Regions from separate parts of the Homo sapiens genome. Here region 1 is linked to region 2. Evidence: read pairs that join two places in POLR2A ChIA-PET (ENCODE). Cell type or tissue: OCI-LY7. All regions are shown on one strand. Each heading gives the region's core, and the rest is flanking DNA. Links, peaks and the distances in the headings are about the cores only. Region 1 overlaps STAG3L5P-PVRIG2P-PILRB (STAG3L5P-PVRIG2P-PILRB readthrough). Region 2 overlaps TSC22D4-C7ORF61 (TSC22D4-C7orf61 readthrough).

The links. ChIA-PET counts read pairs that join two places held together with the same protein. Peaks named below come from ENCODE experiments on the same cell type or tissue, not always from the same donor. Only the 100,000 strongest peaks of a DNase experiment are listed, where the experiment ranks them.
Region 1: POLR2A ChIA-PET joins it to region 2 with 19 read pairs; 3 of 35 experiments call an interaction of 5 or more read pairs at or near these places.

Annotation. Positions count from the first base shown.
Region 1 is chr7:100,340,841-100,349,163 of GRCh38, forward strand. STAG3L5P-PVRIG2P-PILRB (STAG3L5P-PVRIG2P-PILRB readthrough) reads left to right here. Exons shown (of 17, transcript NR_036570.1): 4 at 5,025-5,128. It also overlaps the pseudogene STAG3L5P. Among named protein-coding and RNA genes, the nearest start is that of STAG3L5P-PVRIG2P-PILRB, 8.9 kb to the left of the region's middle. RefSeq lists an enhancer at 3,848-4,497. In OCI-LY7, for the core only: CTCF peaks have their summits at 733, 3,828 (motif pointing left), 4,028 and 4,650 (motif pointing left); DNase peaks (open chromatin) are centred at 681, 3,862, 4,201, 4,709 and 2 weaker places; H3K4me3 peaks cover 426 bases; H3K27ac peaks cover 4,446 bases.
Region 2 is chr7:100,448,424-100,456,746 of GRCh38, forward strand. It overlaps TSC22D4-C7ORF61 (TSC22D4-C7orf61 readthrough), which reads right to left. Exons shown (of 6, transcript NM_001395846.1): 6 at 8,197-8,323. It overlaps SPACDR (sperm acrosome developmental regulator), which reads right to left. Exons shown (of 3, transcript NM_001004323.3): 3 at 8,197-8,323. Among named protein-coding and RNA genes, the nearest start is that of SPACDR, 12 kb to the right of the region's middle. RefSeq lists a silencer at 2,367-2,466. In OCI-LY7, for the core only: CTCF peaks have their summits at 2,221 (motif pointing left) and 2,427 (motif pointing left); DNase peaks (open chromatin) are centred at 2,178 and 2,448; H3K4me3 peaks cover 940 bases; H3K27ac peaks cover 616 bases.

The DNA of each region.
Region 1 (8,323 bases), core at 69-8,068, 110 kb before region 2:
ACCAGCCTGGCCAACATGGCGAAACCCCATCTCTACTAAAAATACGAAAAGGTAGCTGGGCGTGGTGGTGCACCTGTGTATTCCTTTCATCTTTCTCATTATAGGATTTCTGACAGGACTCTGGGCCCCTCCCCAGCTCCACTCCCTACCTCAAGAATGTGACCATTTGGAAAAGGCAAAGAGAAAAGGAGCAAAATGAAGCATTCCCCCAGGCTTCAGCCCTGGGCTCTGAGGGGAAAGAGTGGGGCATTGTTTTTCTAACCTAACCTTTCCCTCTGGTGATGTTGGGGTAGAGAAGCCGAGAGACCCTGTCCTCCCTAATGCACTGTGGCCCAGTCCCCTTGCCTTTTTCCTGTTCTGTTTGGAGTGGAGAAGGGCAGCACCTCTGTGTTTAATGGAAGTAGCCCATAGTCTCCTGGATTTTTGGAACATCTTTTTCAGCCTATTTTGTGTCCTAATGATTCACTCAATAAACATGTTTGAATCCACACGTTCCCAAGGTGTGGCTTGAGATCGTTAAACTGATGGAGGTCAGGTTCTTGGTCCGCCTTGTCCCATGGCCCAGTGTATAGGTGTCCCCACACCCCGCAGGTGCTTTGTCTACAGGCTCTCCAGGAAGTATTGCTTAGTAACTGAGAGGCGGGGTGAGGCAGTAGAGATGGGGAGAGTTTGACTGCCTGTGAGTAGTTTATCTAGTGGCCTCAGCCTCTGCAGTAGTAAAAGTTGTGCTGACAGGTGGCAGAGTGGAGCAGGACCTTGTGAAACTACCTGTCTCACCCACGTGAGCCAGGCCAGACCCTGTGTCCTGGCAGCCTTCATCCATGGGTTCTTTCCAAAGGAAATTTTATCCTCTCATCCGAAAGATACCTGTCATAATTTGGAATTTGATCAAATCACAGTATCTGAGAGTTAAAAGGAAACTAAGGAGTTACTCTAAATGTCCAACCCTAAAATCCAAGTGACAATGTCACCTTCACTCTTGCCTTCTCCAGCTAGTTCTTCACCAAATTCTGTCAAGACTTGGTGAAGAAAATTCTCTGGCCTATGTCCTCCACACATTGTCACCATCGTCTCTCACCTAGACTGCCACAGTGCAGCCTCAGGGCCAGCCTCTTGAAACTCAGACAGACTTGTTTGCTCTTGTTTTGCCTTGTGGAGCAGCACAGCACCTCTCTTCTCTCTTGTCCCTCTGACAAGCAGTATTTGAAGACAGATGTTGTCATTTTGTACTTTCACTGTTTTCTTTTGTGGTTTAAGGAATGCTTCAGCCTTTCTCTTTAGATATAATTTCTAGTTCTTCCCATCATGGGCACCTGCTTTAGTGACAGGTTCTCACTGTGGTCTCCTAGGCCAGACACAGCCATCCAGCTAGTGATCTGTGCAGAAGGAGCCGTGACTTCCTGCGATCAGGTCACTCAGCCAAGACCGCCTCGCCCCTTCCATTCTCCCTCCCCTCCCCCACCTGCCCCTCCCAGATGAAAGCTAGAAGAAATTGAGTTGTGAGTCTCCTTTTGGAAAGGTAGCCCTGGGGGAGTCCGAGCTGGGGTGTGGGGGAAGGCTAACTCATTCGGCGATCTTTAGCCTGTATTCAGGTAGAATAGTTCTGGGGAAAGGAGCCTGTTTTGTGGGATGAGGGAACAGAGTGGGAGAACTGAGGAGAAGATGCGGAGGTCTTTAAGAATCCAGGAGGGGAACGATTCCTGAGTTATTTAAATACCAACCAAGCTAAGGGTGCTTCACAAGAGGATAAGAGCAGCTTGGGGGCTTTGCATCAATATGGACACCTGTGTACAGCCAGGCAGCCCAGTGCACTGGGTTGAGTCACAGCCTTAGAATCTGGGAGCTTGACACCATGCTCTCTAAAGCCTTTGACACTGTTTATTGAGAGGCTGGGTCTAGGTTGTCTCCTCTTGAATATGGGCTTCGTGATGCTTGACTAATAGAAGATGGTGGAAATGATGCCATGCTAGTTAGTGGGCCCAGATTTTAAGGAAACTGGCAGTTTCCGTTTCCTGTCTCTTCCTGTACCTGGGTTCACACTGGGAACCCGGTCACCATTCTGTGAGCAAGGCCAGCAGTCAAAGGAAAAGGCCGTGTGTAGGTGTTCTTGCCAGCAGTCCTCACCGAGGTCCCAGCCAACATCCATGTTGGCTGCCAGACTCAGTCAAGACGGGAGTCAGATGATTCCAACCTCCCCTGTTTTTCAGTTTTCCCAGCTGAGGTCCAGACATCAGGGAGCAGAGACAGCCCATCTTTTCTGTGCACTTTGCAAATTCCTGACTGTGGAGTCCATGAGCATAATAAGATGGTGGTTGACAGCACTCAGTCTGGAGGGGTTTGTTACGTAGCCAAAGCAACTGGAACTGGGCCTTAGAGTCATAAGACTCCCAATGTTAGGACATTTATATCAAGGTTTTTTTAAAAATTGTAAGTTATATAAACATATACTAATTCTTCTATATTATACACATTAAAAATGTAACACATGAGTTGAAATAAGTGTTTTAAAATATTTCATTGGTTAGCACTGCAAAATACCTTTTTGCTCTTTTTTTTTTTTTTTTTTTTTTTTTTTTTTGAGACGGAGTCTCGGTCTGTCACCCAGGCTGGAATTGCAGTGGCACGATCTCAGCTCACTGCAAGCTCCACCTCCTGGGTTCACGCCATTCTCCTGCCTTAGCCTCCCGAGTAGCTGGGACTACGGGCGCCCGCCACCATGCCCAGCTACCTTTTGTATTTTTAGTAGAGACGAGGTTTCACTGTGTTAGTCAGGATGGTCTCGATTTCCTGACCTCATGATCCGCCCGCCTCGGCCTCCCAAAGTGCTGAGATTATAGGCGTGAGCCACCGCGCCCGGCCACCCTTTACTTTCAAAAAAGGGTTTAGTGAGAACAAAGTGAGAAACATTTTTTTAAATCATGGTTCAACATTTTCTGAAGTTCAGTTGAAAGTTCAGTTTAGTGCTGGGTGCGGTGGCTCAGGCCTGTAATCCCAGCACTTTGGGAGGCCAGGGTGGGCAGATCAGGAGGTCAAGAGATTGAGACCATCCTGGCCAACATGGTGAAACCCTGTCTCTACTAAAAATACAACAAAATTGGTGGCATGCGCCTGTAGTCCCAGCTACTCAGGAGGCTCAGACAGGAGAATCGCTTGAACCCGGGAGACGGAGGTTGCAGTGAACCGAGATTGCACCACTGCACTCCAGCCTGGCAACTGGACGAGACTCTGTTTCAAAAAAAAAAAAAAAAAGTTCAATTTATTCTGATACTTAATTTTAATGACCTTCATAACTGCCAGGAGTACCTCTCAAAAACAGGCAAATCCAAGTGGATTAGGTGCCTCTTTGCAGTTACCACTTTTTAAATAGATCCAAACCTGCTGAAAATCTTCATCTAGAAGACTTGTGAACAGGTCAGAGGATGATTTCCCGGCGCAGACAACAGTGCTCTCATGAGGACAGGCATTGTCTGGGAGCACAAAACCTGAAGTGTGTGAGCTGCAGTGTGTGGTGATGGGCTGGGGGTTTGCCTCTCTTCCCTCAGGATACTGATCATTTTCCAGGGGAATCATGACTTATCATGTTTTTATCTACACTTGATCTTGGCCAAAAGGCCAAGAAGCGATACTGTCTTTTTGTCTTAAAAGGTTAGAATGTTTCTTTATTTCTACTGCACAACATCTGTGGATACTTTTTTGTGCACGCCCTCACCCTGACAGGCTCAGCTGTGAAGGGTTCATGCCAGCAAGCCCCCTGCTGGCCGTCCAGGACAGCCCAGGGCTCTGGCTTCTCAGCAGCACCTCCCACTGGCCAGGCCCAGGCCAGGCTGGACAAGCTGAGGCCAGCTTAGGTAGCAGGCATGGAGGCCTTTGCCCAGCCTGGTAAGTGATGCAGAGCAGTGCTTTTCAGGGGCTGGCACTGTAGGGTCCAGCCCTACTGGGTCTGTGGGTTTTTCTCCTCGTGTGCGGAGATGAGAGATGGTAGAAATGAAGACACAAGACAAAGAGATAGAAGAAAAGACAGCTGGGCCAGGGGGACCACTACCACCTAGACGCGGAGACCAGTAGTGGCCCTGAATGCCTGACAGCGCTGCTATTTATTGTATACAAGGCAAAGGGGGCAGGGTAAGGAGTGTGAGTCATCTCCATTGATAGATAAGGTCACATGAGTCACGTGTCCACCAGACAGGGGGCCTTTCCCTTTTAGGTAGCTGAGGCGGAGAGAGAGAGGACAGTGTACGTCATTATTTCTTCTATGCTCTTCTCAGAAAGATCAAAGACTTTAATACTTTCACTAATTCTGCTACTGCCATCTAGAAGGTGGAGCCAGGTGTACAGAGCGGAACATGAAAGTGAAACAGGAGGGTGACTGCTGAAGCACAGCATCACAGGGAGACGGTTAGGCCTCCGGATGGCTGTGGGCGGGCCTGACTGATGTCAGGCCTTCCACAAGAGGTGGTGGAGCAGCGTCTTCTCTAACTCCCCCAGGGAAAGGGAGTCTCCCTTTCCCGGTCTGCTAAGTAACAGTTATCTTCCCAGGCACTGGCACCACTGCTAGACCAAGGTCTGCTAAGTAACGGGTGCCTTCCCAGGCACTGGCATTACCACTAGACCAGGGAGCCCTCTAGTGGCCCTGTCCGGGCGTGACAGAGGGTTCACACTCCTGCCTTCTGGTCACTTCTCACCATGTCCCTTCAGCTCCTATCTCTGTATGGCCTGGTTTTTCCTAGGTTATAATTGTAGAACAAAGATTATTATAATATTGGAATAAAGAGTAATGCTATAAACTAATGATTAGTAATATTAATATATAATCATATCTATAATCTATTTCTAGTATCACTATTCTTATTCTATGTATTTTCTTTATTATACTGGAACAGCTTGTGCCCTCGGTCTCTTGCCTTGGCAGCTGGGTGGCTTGCCTCCCACATGGCACTGCTGGGCATTGTCTGTTAATATTGAATAATTGTTTTAAGATTATTTTCAATGATTTTCAATAAGGCTTTACCTTTTTTAACTTGCAGTGTGGCCATGAGGTCTGCCGGAAGTGACTTGTTGGTGTTATCTCCTGAGTTAAAATGTGAAGGGATTTTTTTTTTTCAGATTACTGAGAGTCTTCAGTTACTAGGTAAGTCGCCCCATCCTTATTACTCCAGGTGACACTGACTGGGGTTTATGGGATGAAAGAGGAGTGTGTGCTTGGATGATGGGGTGTGATAGTGAAGGGGTGAAAGGTTTCTTCTCACACATAGACATCGTGAGGTCTTCCTTGAGCTCTTTAGAGCCTTCCCTCGGGATAGGATGAAATACTGAGATCCTAGAAAGGATTCACAAGACGAGTCACTCATCAGTGCAGATTCACCGATTCACCCCTAGATGTGTGTGGGATTTGGATGGCAGAGAGAAACAGGCACTGAAGATTTTTGGTCAGGACAGGGCAGAGAAATAAGGAGAAGAGTTGAAAATTCACCAAAGGATAGATAAACCCGGGGCGTTTAGAGAAAACCTGTAGTGTGCAAAGGAGCCCAGAATCCTGGGGAAACTTGGAGGGAAATATACTTAATTTGATTCACTAAGTTAGGCCCAGTGAAGGGATTGGGTGGCATAGGTAGAAGCCGAAAAATAAAGCATCTTGTATTGCTGGAATAGCCTCTGTTTCTGAGGTCACATCCAAACTTAGCGAGGCAGCTTAACCTGGTGAGAGACACGGGTTCAACTCCTGGCTTCTGCACTGCCAGGGCAAAGGACTGCCGTTTGCTGACACAGTCTTGTAATTCAATTTAATTTTTTAACCAAGGTGTGGGAGAAGGCAGCTCCGCATAATGCTGAATATTATGGGTTCTGAAGCGAAAATTTTTGTCAGGGTTTAAATTTTGGCTTCATTGTGTAAGTAGCCCTTCCACCCCGGGCAAGTTATTTCCCACATAAAGCAATTGCTAAGTATGGAGCTGATGTACGTGCATCACTGAGAATGGGTTTAGCACATAGTATCCACTGAAGACGCTATCTTGCATTAGCTGTATTACTGTGATAAAGGATAAGCTATAATTAAAGTTACAGAGGAACAAAAGCAGCCCTTTTCACAACATTTAAAACATGCATGTAAAAATAAATGCAGCAGTGACAAGTCTTATGCTACAAACTCAGAAGAGCAGAAACAACTTTATTTTTCCTCTATGATTTCAAGCTCTTTTTCTGCCCAGCTGCTGAGAAAATTTAACTCCTGAGTCTTCTTGGCTTCCTTCCTTTTCCCTAAGGTTGTGTCAAGTGCCAAAGCATTTAGGGGAGGGAGGAGGCCTCTAGTCCTCTGTCAAAAATATTTTGGATTTTTATAGTCATTTCCCTTTCTCTGTGGTGAGACTAGGCCCTCCAGGACCCTGTGTTTTGGCCCCAGGAATTGAGGCCATCTGAATCAGCTGCCTGGGTTCCTGTCTGCAGTGGGCCCCATGGGCCTACAGAAGAACAGAGGCTGCTCAGGGCTGGGCTGTTTGCTGCCCAGAACCAAGGCTAGGATGAGGAGCTCAGACTCTTCCAGTGGAAGCAGTGCTAGGACGGAAGACAGCCGCCCCTGAAGAGGGGACATTGACATACAGTTGATCTGCCTGGGAAGGTGTAATAGAGATGAACTTGTGTCATCGCATCTTTCACACAAGCCACAAAGAAAGCTAATCCTGATTCCTGGTGAGAAGAAACCAAACTCGAGGAATGTTTTATATCACAGGACGGTCACAGCCTGTACTGGGGCACGAGCCAGGGCTGAGTAGAGTGCTGCCCCTGCACTCACTGACTTGATCCTCTCATTTACTCTGTGGAGCAGTCCCTGTTGGGATCCTGCTGCTTTGGGAAATTGCTCTGTTAAGCTTGCAGAGCTATGAAATTGTGGCCCTATTTCAAACCCATGAGGGCCTGATTCTACAGACTGACCACTGGGCTCTTTTACTTCAGCAGGACTTGGGCTGGGGCTGCAGGGATTTCACCAAGGAATGTCAGGCAGGAGGTGGCCATTGTGAAACCTGTCCCATCTTGCCTGTACCTCCTGGCTGAAAGTGGGATGCAGGACTTAGATTGCCAAGCTTAGGAATTATTTGTGGCTCTGCTGTTCACAATTTTGGAGAATGTTAAGGAATACTCAAGAAGTTGTGAGAGTAAGGGCCCTCACATATATCAGAACATGAAAGCATTCCAGTTAGGACCTTGTGATATTGAAACTAGAATAAGCAACCCAGTGGATAGACTGTGAAAGAGAATCCACATATAGACCTATGTGTAAGAATTTATGATCAAGGTGGCATTTTGAAACAGTAGGGAAGGAGCCCAGCAGCAAATGGTCTGGGGAATCCTGGCCCTCCACCTGAGACGTTACACGGCTCTTTTTTTGAGACGGAGTTTTGCTCTTGTGCCCAGGCTGGAGTGCAATGGTGGGATCTCGGCTCACCACAACCTCCGCCCCTGGGTTTAAGCGGTTCTCCTGCCTCAGCCTCCCAAGTAGGTGGCATTACAGGCATGCGCCACCACACCCAGCTAATTTTGTATATTTAGTAGAGATGGGATTTCTCCATGTTGGTCAGGTTGGTCTCGAACTCCTGACCTCAAGTGATCCACCTGCCTCGGCCTCCCAAAGTGCTGGGATTACAGGCATGAGCCACTGCACCCAGCTACACAGCCTTTTTTTTTTTCTTTTTTTGAGACAGAGTCTCGCTCTGTCACCCAGGCTGGAGTGCAGTGGCGCGATCTCTGCTCACCGCAAGCTCCGCCTCCCGGGTTCACGCCATTCTCCTGCCTCAGCCTCCTGAGTAGCTGGGACTACAGGCGCCCGCCACCACACCCAGCTAATTTTTTTCGTATTTTTAGTAGAGACAGGGTTTCATCGTGTTAGCCAGGACAGTCTCGATCTCCTAACCTCATGATCTGCCTGCCTCGGCCTCCCAAAGTGTTGGGATTACAGGCATGAGCCACCATGCCCGGCCTACACAGCCTTTTTAACACCACCTCCAAAGTAAAGTTCTTCATGGACTAGGAAGAAACTCTTTATAGAGTTATGCATAAAAACAAAGCCATAAAAATATTTTCATAATCTTAGCCTTCCTAAGGAATACACAAACAGAAATGATAATGTTAAAGATCAAGCCTCATGAGAATTCAAACAGGGAGGGGAACAGAAGGAGCTGGCCAAAGGAGAACTTTGTGTTCTATGTTGTTTGAATCTTACACAATGAGAATTTAGGGGATAATGTGACTTAAAAAATTGAAAAAAAAAATGAAAATGGTGGGTAGTCAACTTTGCACCATGGCTTTTAAATCCCTCAATAAATTCTGGGCTCCC
Region 2 (8,323 bases), core at 146-8,145:
GGTTGCAGTGAGTCAAGATTTCACCACTGCACTCCAGCCTGGGCGACAGAGTGAGACTCTGTCTCAAAAAAAATAAATAAAAATAAATAAAATAAATAAGGCCGGGCCCGGTGGCTCATGCCTGTAATCCCAGCACTTTGGGAGGCTAACTAAGGTGGTAGATCACCTGAGATCAGGAGTTTGAGACCAGCCTTGCCAACATGGTGAAACCCCGTCTCCACTAAAAATACAAAAATTAGCGGAGTGTGGTGGCAGATGCCTGTAATCACAGGTACTCGGGAGGCTGAGGCAGGAGAATCGCTTGAACCTGGGAGGCAGAGGTTGCAATGAGCCGAGATCACGCCACTGCACTCCAGCCTGGGCAACAAGAGCGAAACTCCTTCTCAAACAACTAAAAACAAAACAAAACAAACAAATAAATAAATATTAAAATTAAATAAAATATAGCCTAGGCTCAAAGCAGAGCCCTGAGAATCAGGGCCCAGTCCCTTCCCCACAAGTTACTACCACAGACACACCTTGCCAGTCCTTCAACCTGAGAAAAACCTCGAAATGCCCCACACTTTTTCTACTGGCCCCCAGGCTGAGGAAAGGCCAGGGCACAGGGAGTGTTTTGTAGAGATGAGGTCTGGCTATGTAGCCCAGGCTGGCTTCAAACTCCTGGGCTCAAGCGATCCTGCCACCTTGGACTCCCAAAGTGCTAGGATTACAGGTTTATTCCAAAAGTGCTAGGATTTCAGGTTATCCTGAAAACAAAGGGACGACAAGGGGTGGAGGCTGGGTTAGTTCTGGGCTAGAGGGATAGAGTGGCTGCAGGTGGAACCCGGGGGGCCGGGCAGGATGCGAACTTGGTGGGGAAGGAGGGTTTCCACACCAGTGTGTCCTGGCCAAGAATCGGATGAGGCAGGATTTGTTTTGTTGAATTTTGTTTTGTTTTGAGACAAGGTCTTGCTCTGTTAACCAGGCTGGAGTGCAGTGATGCAATCACAGCTCACTGCAGCCTCTAACTCCTGGACTCAAGCAATTCTCCCACCTCAGCCTCCCAAGTAGCTGGGACTTTTAGGTGCATGGCACTATGGCCAGTTAATTTAATTATTATTTATTTTTTCTTTTCTTTTCTTTTCTTTTTTTTTTTTTTTGAGACGGAGTCTCATTCTGTTGCCCAGGCGGAGTGCAGTGGCGCAATCTCGGCTCACTGTAACCTTTGCCTCCCGGTTTCAAGCGATTCTCCTGCCTCAGCCTCCTTAGTAGCTGCGATTACAGGCGCCCACTACCATGCCCGGCTGATTTTTGTATTTTTAGTAGAGACAGGGTTTCACCATGTTGGCCAGGTTGGTCAGGAACTCCTGATCTCAGGTGATCCACCCTCCTCCGCCTCCCAAAGTGCTGGGATTACCGGCGTGAGCTACCGCACCCGGCCTAAAATTATTTTTTTTAGAAATAGGGTCTCATGGTTGGGCGCAGTGGCTCACGCCTGTAACCCCAGCACTTTGGGAGGCCAAAGCAGGTGGATTATTTAAGGTCAGGAGTTCCAGACCAGCCTGGCCAACATGGTGAAACCCCATCTCTCTACTAAAAATACAAAAAAATGAGCTGGGCGTGGTGGCACATGCCTGTAATCTCAGCTACTCGGGAGGCTGAGGCACGACAATCGCTTGAACCTGGGAGGTGGAGGTTGCAATGAGCCGAGATCGCGCCACCGCATTCCATCCTGGGCGACAGAGCAAGACTCCGTCTCAAAAAAAAAAAAAAAAGCGACAGATGGGGTCTCACTATATTGCCCAGGCTGGTCTTGAACTCCTGGGCTCAAGCAGTTCTCCCTACCTTGGCCTCCCGAAATGTCAGGATTACAGACATGAGCCATCATGCGCAGTGGAGAAGCTGTTTTCACTAGAAACTAACCGTCCCGTGGAAGCAGTGTCACCAGTGCCCATTTTATGCTCTGGAGACCCTTTAGTGTTTAAGAATCCATCCGCTAATGTCGGCTCCCCCATCGGCTAATGTCGTAGGGGTGCTGGGAGGAGCGGCAGAGCCCGCGGTCAGGGTCTCCGGGGGCTCACATAGGGAGGTCTCTCTGTTCCCGGCTATGGCCTAGAGCCCCTCTAGCAGTTCCTCCACCACCCCCATTAGGCCGTAGGGGCTTCCCCAGCCAGAGGCCAAGGGCGACGCGACCTTAACGCCGGTCCGCGCACCGCGGCGCCACCTGGAGGTCAGGACCAAGACGAGACAGGCTGTTCAAGTCCCCCAGCTTCGCCGCGGCCGCCACGCCCGACCACCCGGCCCCCGCTGGCGTCCCTAGCTGGCCCCCTACAGGTCTTACCCGCGCTTGTTGCCCCCAGACCCAGGCTTCTCCCCACCTGCACCCACCAGACTGGGAAGGTGGCCAGACTAGACCGAGGGCTGAGGCGGGAGAGACTCCGCCCCCGAGGCCCCGCCCCCTTCTGACAGCAGACGAGGCTGACGTCACTGGATTGGGCAGGTGTCCAGGTGTCCTCTCTCCAGCTGCATCTCCCCTCCTCCACCCAAGGGGAGTCCTCAGTCCCCCAGGCCAGAGTCTCCAATACCCCAAGGTGCCTTCTGTGATCTCCCCGCAGTGCAGCCTCCGGGGCACCCCCCACCCCAATAAAACTCATCTCCGGTTAAAATATCGATTCCAGCGGGCGTGGTGGCTCATGCCTGTAATCCCAACACTTTGGGAGGCCGAAGTGGTCAGATCACCCGAGGTCAAGAGTTCGAGACCAGCCTGGCCAACATGGTGAAACCCCGTCTCTACTAAAAATATAAAAATTAGCCGGGCGTGGTGGTGCACGCCTGTAATCCCAGCTACTCTGGAGGCTGAGGCAGGAGAATCGCTTGAACCCGGGAGGCGGAGGTTGCAGTGAGCCGAGATTGTGCCACTGCACTCCAGCTTGGGCAACAGAGTGAGACCCCATCTCAAAAAAAAAAAAAAAAAAAGGATTCCCAGACCCCACCTCAGTTTCTGACTTTGAGGCCAAAAATCTGGTTTTTGTTTTGTTTTGTCTTGTCTGGTTTGAGACAGGCTCTCGCTCTGTTGCCCAGGCTGGAGTGCAGCGGCATCATCATGGTTCACTGCAGCCTCAAACTCCTGGGCTCAAGCCATCCTCCACCTCAGCCTCCCGAGCAGCTGGGACCACAGGCACATACCACCACCACCAGCAGCTACTTTTCTTTTTTGTCTGTTTGTTTTGTAGAGATGGGGTCTGGCTATGTAGCCCAGGCTGGCCTCAAACTCCTGGGCTCAAGTGATCCTGCCACCTTGGACTCCCAAAGTGCTAAGATTACAGGCATGAGCCACCACACCCAGTTGGAATCTGTGGGTTTTTTTTTTTTTTTCAGACGGAGTCTTGCTCTGCTGCCCAGGCTGGAGTGCAGTGGCTTGATCTCGGCTCACTGCAACCTCTGCCTCCCAGGTTCAAGCGATTCTCCTGCCTCAGCCTCCCAGATAGGTGAGATTACAGGCACCTGCCATCATGCCCAGCTAATTTTTATATTTTTGTAGAGACAGGGTTTCACCATGTTGACCAGGCTGGTCTTGAACTCCTGACCTCAGGTGATCCACCCGCCTTGGCCTCCCAAAGTGCTGAGATTACAGGCGTGAGCCACCGTTCATGGCCTGGAATCTGTGTTTTTTTTTTCTTATTTTATTTTTTGTTTTTGTTTTATTTTTTTGAGACAGAGTCTCGCCCTGTCACCGGGCTGGAGTGCAGTGGTGCAATCTCCACTCACTACAACCTCTACCTCCCGGGTTCAAGCAATTCTCCTGCCTCAGCCTCCCAAGTAGCTGGGACTACAGGTGAGTGCCGCCACGCCTGGCTAATTTTTCGTATTTTTAGTAGAGACGGGGTTTCACTGCGTTAGCCAGAATGGTCTCCATCTCCTGACCTCGTGATCCACCTGCCTCAGCCTCCCAAAGTGCTGGGATTACAGGTGTGAGCCACCATGCCCGGCCTGGAATCTGTGTTTTTAACAAGCTCTCAGGAGATTGTGATATGTCCTAAGCTTCAGAATCCCAACAGTCTACATTCCCATGCAGTGTGGCAGTGATTCCCAAACTTCAGCAGGCGTGTTCAAACAGATTGCTGGCCCCCATCCTAGGGTTTTTGATTCAGTAGGTCTGCGGTGCAGGGCCTGGAGTTTGAATTTCTACTACTCTCTGGGGAATGCGATGCTCTGGTCCAGGACCACACTCTAATAACTATTTCATTTATTTTCCTTTTTTTTTTTTCTTGAGACAGAGCCTTGCTTTTGAGACAGAGATTCAGACAGGTTAATTCACTTGCTGAAGGTCACACAGCCAGGAAAGGCAGAATTTGAACCTGGTCTTTGTGAGCCCAAAGGCTGGGCTGGTTCTGTCTCCGGCAACTGCTAGTTAGCACCTCCCAGGAACTTACCTTGTTTCTGCAGGTTAACTCAACACTCCCTGAAGCCTGAGGAAGTTTGTTATTTTTATTTTTATTTTTTGAAGACAGAGTCTGATTCTATCGCCCAGGCTGGAGTTCAGTGGCGTGATCTCAGCTCACTGCAACCTCTGCCTCCCAGGTTCAAGCAATTCTCCTGTCTCAGCCTCCCGAGTAGCTGGGATGACAGGTGCGCGCCACCATGCCCAGCTAATTTTTTTTTCTTTTTTTGAGATGGAGTCTCACTCTGTCACCCAGACCAGAGTGCAGTGGCAAGATCTCAGCTCACTGCAAGCTCCGCCTCCCAGGTTGACACCATTCTCCTGCCTCAGCCTTCCAAGTAGCTAGGGCTACAGGTGCCGGCTACCACGCCCAGCTAATTTTTTGTATTTTTAGTAGAGACGGGGTTTCACCGTGTTAGCCAGGATGGTCTCGATCTCCTGACCTCGTGATCCTCCCACCTCGGCCTCCCAAAGTGCTGGGATTACAGGCGTGAGCCACCATGCCCAGCCAATTTTTGTATTTTTAGTAGAGGGTTTCGTCATGTTAGCCAGGCTGGTCTCGAACTCCTGACGTCAGGTGATCCACCCACCTCAGCCTCCCAAAGTGCTGGGATTACAGGTGTGAGCCACTGTGCCCAGCCATCAAGTCATCATTTTATTTAAGGAGCTTGAGTCTCAGTGAAGGAAAGTGACTCTCAAAAATCACCAAGTGCCTGCGATCCCAGCCCTTTGGGAGGCAGAAGCAGGAGGATTGACCAGGAGATGGAGGCTATAGTGAGCTATGATTGTGCCACTGTCCTCCTGTCTGGCCAACTGAGCGAGACTCTGTCTCAAAAATAAATAAAAAATAAAAATAAGAGTCGTACAGCAAAGTAGTAGCAATATTGAGACTAGGACCAAGGTCTCTTGACTCCGCATCAAGGGCTCCTCCTACTACTTCCTGCACATGGTATTCTTTATCACTTCCAAAATGACATTCCTAGCTGGGTGCAGTGGTTCACACCTGTAATCCCAGCACTTTGGGAGGCCGAGGTAGGAGGATTGCTTGAGGCCAGGAGTTTGAGACCAGACTGGGCAACATAGCTAGAACCCATCGCCACAAATATTAAAAAAGAATTAGCTGGGCATGGTGGCATACACCTGTAGTTTCAGCTATTCGGGAGGCTGTGGTGGGAGGATCGCTTGAGTCCAGGAGTTGGAGGCTGCAGTGAGCCATGATTGCGCCACTGCCCTCCAGCCTGGGCAACAGAGCCAGACCCTGTCTCTAAAAAACAAAAACCACTGGCCGGGTGCAGTGGCTCACGCCTGTAATCCTAGCACTTCGGGGAGCTGAGACAGGTGGATCATCTGAGGTCAGGAGTGCAAGACCAGCCTGGACAACATGGTGAGACCCTGTCTCTACTAAAAATACAAAAGTTAGCCGGGTGTGGCCAGGCGCGGTGGCTCATGCCTGTAATCCCAGCACTTTGGGAGGCCAAGGCAGGCGGATCACGAGGTCAGGAGATCAAGACGATCCTGGCTAACATGGTGAAACCCCGTTCTCTACTAAAAATACGAAAAAAAATTAGCCGGGCGTGGTGGCATGTACCTGTAATCCCAGCTACTCAGGAGGCTGAGGCAGGAGAATGGTGTGAACCCGGGAGGCGGAGCTTGCCGTCAGCGGAGATCATGCCACTGCACTACAGCCTGGGTGACAGAGTGAGACTCTGTCTCAAAAAAAAAAAAAAAAAAACCAAAAAACAAAAACGGTTACATGGGTGTGGTGGCAAGCACCTGTAATCCCAGCTACTCCAGAGGCTGAGGCAGGAGAACCACTTGAACCCCACGGGCGGAGGTTGCAATGAGCCGAGATCACACCACTGCACTCCAGCCTTGGCGATAGAGTGAGACTCCATCTCAAAAAAACACACAAAAAAACTGTCATCAAGAGGCAGCTTCCTTCTGCCCACCCCTTTCCTTCCTCTCCCACAAGTCTGCCTGTGCCTGCTCAGCCAAGCCTAGACAGGGCTCCAGATCTGGGGAAGGAGAGAGTGATGGGATGTGCCTTGGTTGCTGGCTGAACCCACCTTCCTTAATTTCCCTTCCACTCCCAAGAGCTGAAGAAGCCAAAGACAAACGAGAGCAGTATTCCTTTCCACAAGCCCACAGCGTCAAGCCTGGATGAGCTCCTGGGCCTGTAGCTACTTGCAAGGCTATTTTACCAGTGACCCTCAGAGGCCCAGCTTCGTCCTACTCTCCCCTCCCCTCCTCTCACTGAAACCTCAGGTCCCCAGCGATGAGGAGCTCATCTCTAAAGACTCGGAGGGGCTGATCCCGGATGTTAGACAGCTAGGTACTACTCCAAACCTCAGGACCCATTAAATCTCAGGGCTTCCTGGGACTCAGATCCTGCACCAACACCATTCACCCCCAGAAGGGTTCCTGGCAGATAATAGAGACGTGATGAATAATTGGTGATTGAAAACTCCAGACATGAGCTGCTCTTTATTAGTCTGTTTTGAGGCCCCGCCTGAAAACCTGAAAGCAGGCTTTGACTTTAGGCTTCACTCAGGACTGATTCCCAGTGAAGTCACTTAACTCATGTGTTGAACACCTGCTGTGTAACATGTGCAGAATGAAAGCTACATGACCTTTCTTTTCTCTTTCTTTTTTTTTTTTTTTCTGAGATAGAGTCTCACTCTGTTGCCCAGGCTGGAGTGCACTGGTGCAATCTCACCTCATTGCAACCTCTGCCTCCCGGGTTCAAATTATTCTGTCTCAGCCTCCCAAGTAGCTGGGATTATAGACACATGCCACCACACCCAGCTAATTTTTTGTATTTTTAGTAGAAACGGGGTTTCACCATGTGAAAAAGATGTTTTAAGAGATAAGGTCTTGTTATGTTGCCCAGGCTGGTCTCAAACTCCTGAGCTCAAGCAATCCTCCCGCCTCAGTCTCCCAAGGTGCTGGGATTATAGGCATGAGTCACCGTGCCCGGCCTTGCTGTTGCTTTTGTGAAACAACCCTGCTTTTTCCTGGAGAGCCACCTCTGCACCTTCATGTGGCTTGGCTACTCCGAGAGGGGACCTGAGGCTGCTGGGTCTCCCTTCTTGTTGTCTCCGTTGCCCTCCAACCTCCTTCCAAATTGCCACAGCCTCCCTCTAGGTCCTTATTCCCACGGTGCCAGGCCAAATCCCTCACCCAGCTCCTAGGCTGCAGCCTTCACCCGGCCCTGCCGTGAGCATGGTCCCTGTAGAGCCCCCTGGAGGTGTAGTTTCAGCTCTTGGTGAGGCGCGGGCAGCAGGCAGCGGGGCTGGAGTTCCTTCACAGCACGTGGATGCATCTCCCACAGCCCCCATGTGCGTCTGCAGACGCACAACTCTCCACAGCCAAGCCCATGGCAAAGCCCTTCAGCACCAGAGAGGCAGGGTAGTGGGCTACCCCTGGGAGCTGGCAGTTTCCAGCAAGGCCTCCTTTGCTGAGCCTTGGACAAGTCCCGTAATCCACCCTAAATACCTTTCTTGTAGGATCGCTAAGGACAGCAGCTGACGGGACTGGGTCCTTGGTGAATGGCAGCTGTTACCGTCCTTATAAGGAAAGGTGGAGTTACAAACAGGCATTTTGGCCCCAAGAAGGGGGTGGGACCCAGAGCAGAAACGTGCTGACCATGCTTCCCCCCAAATAGACCCACAGGTGACCCCTACTGGGATTTAGGCCCTCACCTTAGGGGTCTCTCCCTGACCCACCCAAACTCCTCTCATCCCCTCCCGCCGTCCACAAACACACTCCATACTGACTCAGAACTATCTGATATTTATTTCCCAATATTTTGATACTTGTTTTACAACTGGAATACATGGAATGAAGGGGCTGATATGGGACCCCAGGTAAGAGTGAGGTCAGGACTCTCTAAGGGTCTGGGGT